2 separate regions of the Mus musculus genome follow, and region 1 is linked to region 2. Evidence: chromatin loops called from intact Hi-C (ENCODE). Cell type or tissue: gastrocnemius. All regions are shown on one strand.

Region 1 (2,500 bases), 57 kb before region 2:
TTTGCAGTGATGATCTTATGTATTCTTGTAGAATGCCCCAAATCTTGGGTAAATTCTCAGCCAGAAACTGGAACAGTTAGTCTGGCTGTTTTTGTTTGTGTGACTGCTTTTGGTTATTTTAAGTGATTTTATTTTAATTTGATTTTTGTTCATTGCTCCCTCCTCCAATTTCCTCTAGTATAAAGGGTAGAGACTCATAACTAGAGGCTTGGATTTCATACTTCTCTGCTGTCTTTACTATAAGGTGATTTAAGCTACTATTTTAAAACATTATTTTTTCAGTAGAGCAGACAAACCAATTCTCAAAAAAGGCATGCTCAATTTTCCACTTGGAAAGAGCGGAGCTAACATTTTCCACTGATGGCTGAAGGATTATGCATTACACACAAGGTTTATCTCTGGGTTCTTTTGACTACTTTAAATTCATCATTTGTTTTCTGGGATAACCAACATGATTTTTTAAAATGCACCTTGCGCTGTACAGAGAGAACTAAAAATTAAAGTCAGTACTGACAAAGGACACAGCTTCCTCAGAGTTAACAGCCCCTCTGTCTGTGGTAGAGCCTGTAGTTTCAAAAGGCCTTCATGAGACTGAAGCTATGTCTGATCTTATCAAAGAGCTTGATGCTCCCTGTCACTGTTAGCCAAAATATTGATCATGGGTGTGTTCAAATAACTGATATAAGATCAAAATTGTTATTAGTTTTGATTCAGTAATCTAAAAATTGACACACTTACAAGTAAAGTAAGAAGTTAGGCTGACTAATGGTACTTTCTGAGATATTACAGAGGCACTGACTTTCAAAGAGTTAACGGAACTAACTCCTCAGGACAGAAAATAATGGAAACAAAGCGTGCAACATGGTGCCTGTGAGCACATGTGCCATATACTCATCTAGGGGTGAGGGAACAACTTGTGGACTAGAGTCTCTCATCTTCCCATGGGTCCCGGGAATCAAACCCAGCTCTCCAGGCTTCCATGGAAGACTTTTAGCTGTTGAACTATTCATTTGCTGAGTCCTGCACTTCACTCTTTTCTCAGAGTATACTGCTAAGCTGGGGATAGAAGGAGAGAAAGGAGGACAGCCAAAGGTCCCCAAAAGCAGAGCCTCACCATCTGTTCATCCTCTTTGGCAGCCCAGCTGGGACTGAGTGTCTGACCACCACTGTCTTTTGTCAGACGGATTTGCACATGCTGAAGATAGGCAGAGAATGCTAACCGGGCCTGTACTTTGCTGTAGAAATCAAAAACAATACACTGTTATGAGAGAGAATGGTAACCTACCACCTACATACCTGCATCTCTCCGAGTGATCGTTAAGGATCCTTCTGTCAGGATAGCTAAGAAGGAAGACTGTTATAAAGACACTTCTGAATAAAGAACCCTTCTAAACACGCCATGAGCTGTTGTTTCCCATACGAAACCTGAAAACTACTACTTCTGCCCATCATGCTGCCCCTTTGAACTTTGAAGAATGCTCTTGGGAGAATGCAGTGTTCAGTGTTCACTGGGCCACCAGTAGTAAAAAGAAAAGGTTGTGGTGTTGGAAGCCCTTCAGGACACACTTCTATCAGTTAGGCTAGTGATTCAGATTTTGCTGTGAGAACTAATATTCCTAGTATGGAAAAGCCTCTGAAACAGGAACTAGATTAATCCTACAAAGAAACTTTTGAGCCCACATTTTAAGGTCATGCATTTCTCAACTACAGGACATGAGTGACTGGAGCCCAGAACTAGTGGCTGTAGAGCTTGGTGTGCATGACCTGACAGACAGGGACAAGCCCAGAGAAGATCTGCAGGTAAAATATCCTTTAAGACGGTAAAGCACACCGTGGGGTGTTCTCTGCCTGGTGGTCTTGGTGATAGGCAAGGACTGTCCTCAGGTTGCAGAGGGAAGACAGAGAGACAGTGATAACTTCCACTTCAGTGGCTAGCTGTGGCAGATCGGTTTTCTTTCGGGCAAGGCTTTGGTTACTTCAGCTGACCGGCCTCCTGATGCTACAGCCAGAATTACATCAGCTAAGATTAGGGCCCAACACAAGCTCCGTTCACGATCCTTGTACGTGTAATCACTGAACAATGTCTGCTCATGTTCCCCAAAGTAAGATGAGGGATTCATCCCAAGTGGACTGGAGATGGTGCTACAGAAGTCGAGGACTGAGAGCGTTTGGAGGACCAGAGTGCAGGGGCATCAGGCCAGGGAGCCTGCTTGCTCCTTGGTTTTCATCTGTAAGAGGTTCCAGCAAGTGAGCTAGAAATAAGGTTACAATCTAATTACTAACAGGAGCAGTTATGGAAATACAGTATGAATTTGAAACGATGAATTTAAATGTTCAAATATTCCCAACAAAGACATTCCTATTCTCACCTAGAGAATAACAGCAAGTTCCAGATACTTTCAAATTCGGCTGACTCACCAACTGTGCTGACTGAAGCTCTCAAACTGATAGTTCAAATTTCAATCCTTATTTTGTTTCAAATAAAATAAAGAATACTGAG
Region 2 (2,500 bases):
AATGAAACTAAGGTCTTTTTCTGGAAAAAGTTTAAAGGGGAAAGGAATTTACACAAAATAACCTCTATTTCACAATGCAGTGAACTTTATAACATGAACTTTCAATCTCCTAGCATTCATTTGAAGCTCCCAACAGAAATGACAGGGTATAAAAGTCTAAAGAAGGAAACTAATTATTTCTGCCTCTAGGTCTGTCTCTTTAGTAAAGATTATGGTTTTCCTTCTAGTCTCAAAGTAAAGCAACCTGGTGATCTCATCCCAAGCTGATTACCTTCAGTTATGGCTACACAAAACACACGTGACCCAAGATTAGCAGAAGCTGCAGGTGCAGAGGAGCTGCAGACGGATGCTGGATGTAATGACACAGCTGAGCGCACTCTGAGGGCTGAAAGGCAAGTGAATGCCAAGATAAACAGTGGCTATTTAGGCACACTGAAGAATCTACAGAGAACAGTGTACCTTGTATATCTGGAGCAAACAGCTCAAGATAATGCCATGTATATACCATCGAGAAGGATTTCACATCCACCTAGGTAAACCCACCAAAGAACTGAAAATGTTTTTCCTTTTTTGGATCAATGTGGACCGAGTACTTAAAAAGCGATTTTCCTAACAGTAAGGAAGAGTGTCCACTGACCATATAAATGTGTGTCTGCACACGCATGTATATGCTACTTCCTGCTGGAAGCAATACAACTGTCACTAAATTAGTAGCTTCTGACATCTAATGCAACAGGTAGCCAGAATACTTGTTTATCTGTAGCAAACTGTAATGAATGCTAGTATTGCTCTCACTCTATGAGCATATGAACCATAAAGATAAAAACACTATATAAAATTTTACTCAAGAGTGGGGGCTACTAATATTGCAGGTGAAACATCTTTAGAATATATTGGCATGACACACTTGAGAAACAGTGTCATAAATAACCTTCTCTCTTCCAGAAAACCAAGCAGGACCAAGGCGAGAAACTGAGGTGGAGGAAGGCTAGAGGAGCTCGGAAGTCTCTAAGTATAAACCACAGTCCCCAGCACCCGAGGCCCCAGGAGAAGTCCAAGGACTTTACCTTCCCTCTCTTCCAGATAATATGGAAAGGAGGCTTTTTTAAAAATCCATGTCTGTCTCCTTTCTATGTATACTTCCAAGTACAGAAGCTCATATCCAGAAATGCTGTAGAAAATGCCTTCCCTATGACAGTGCAATTGGAGCAAATAGTTCATGTGAGATGCTGGTCCAGGCCCTCATTCAACAACTGGGAAATGTTTTATTTTCCTCCTTCTTGAGTTTTCAAGAGACAAGAGGCCAGGACTATGGAGTTTCAGTAGCCCCCAGTGTTCTCAGGGCTCCAACTCATAAATCTTAGTTAAGAATATGACAGAACTTATAAAAGCTGTCATTGCCACCTAGAGGTGAAGGGAAGACATGGCTAAGCCAGCTAGCAGCTTAGGTTAGTCCTCACTTGACTCCAAAACAAATTAGAAGTAGAAAACTCAGCTGTCACAGTTCAGTATGGCCTGTCAAATCCGCTCTCCATAAACAGGGACTGGAGAGACTCTGGGAGGACAGGGAATCATGTTTTCTTCGTCACATAAACACAAATGGCCAGCCTTTATTTTATTCACGTAGTCTCCATTTTCAAAATCAATTTTCTAAAATCAGAAAAATGCACAGACTGTGACCTTCAGCTTATTATGTCTGCGCACAGATGCAAAGAACCCTCTTAGACGGCTATAAACTATCCTATCAAAGCCATGAACAGGAGAACTTCAGAGCAAACTAGCCCATTAAAAAAAAAAAAAAGTAAGTGAAAGGCACACAAGAAAGTCACATACTTTTTAAAATAGCTTAGTGGATTTATGGAAACTGTTACCTGTAAGTCTTTGTGGGTATGGGAGACAAAATTTCAAGTTATTATAATTTAATTCTGTTGTCAGGCAGTACCTTAAAACCTACTAAGCATCACACACACACACAAATTATATTCATAATCACATCAAAGTATATGACTGTATATCTGTATGTATATTAAGGGGTGAAAGCCATGAATATCGTGAATGGGGGAAAACATGACCATTCAATGAGCTCCAATTCCTACCCACTACCCCATTAGGGGAACTCAGAAACCACTACCCCCTCAAATATGCAAACCTATTTCTTCTGCTGCAGAAAAGGCTGCAAGTTTTGCAATTGCAAGGATTAACATAAGGACATGGTGTATGACAAGTAAATAAATGTGACTTATTTCCCTTCCAGATCTACTCTGAAAAACATTACAATCTTTTTTAATATCCTAGGGCCCTCATAACAACTCTCAGTATGCATGAAACTACCCTGTGGTCTCTATAACTGAGGAAACTTGTGTCTCCACCTTATGCAGCCCTGCAGGTGAAGATGTAGAGCACCAAGGCTGCTTTCTGTCATTTGAACCCACCCAGGTACACTCTGTTTCCCTGTTTCCCTAAGTTGAACCTAACAGAAAGCAGCAGCCTGGTCTTAGAA

Evidence for each region. Hi-C counts contacts between places; a loop is a spot of excess contacts. Peaks named below come from ENCODE experiments on the same cell type or tissue, not always from the same donor. Only the 100,000 strongest peaks of a DNase experiment are listed, where the experiment ranks them.
Region 1: it touches region 2 in a loop (2.1-fold over the local background); 4 of 42 quality-filtered maps call a loop at or near these places.

Annotation. Positions count from the first base shown.
Region 1 is chr12:85,921,693-85,924,192 of GRCm38, reverse strand. Ttll5 (tubulin tyrosine ligase-like family, member 5) reads right to left here. Exons shown (of 34, transcript NM_001081423.3): 22 at 1,115-1,235. Among named protein-coding and RNA genes, the nearest start is that of Gm51990, 49 kb to the right of the region's middle. In gastrocnemius, no CTCF peak of the experiment used is centred here; a DNase peak (open chromatin) is centred at 1,118; H3K27ac peaks cover 637 bases.
Region 2 is chr12:85,864,672-85,867,171 of GRCm38, reverse strand. The region is part of intron 9 of Ttll5 (tubulin tyrosine ligase-like family, member 5); the gene reads right to left. Gm51990 (a long non-coding RNA gene) reads left to right here. Exons shown (of 2, transcript XR_003950216.1): 2 at 228-2,500. Among named protein-coding and RNA genes, the nearest start is that of Gm51990, 8.0 kb to the left of the region's middle. In gastrocnemius, a CTCF peak has its summit at 1,404 (motif pointing left); a DNase peak (open chromatin) is centred at 1,399.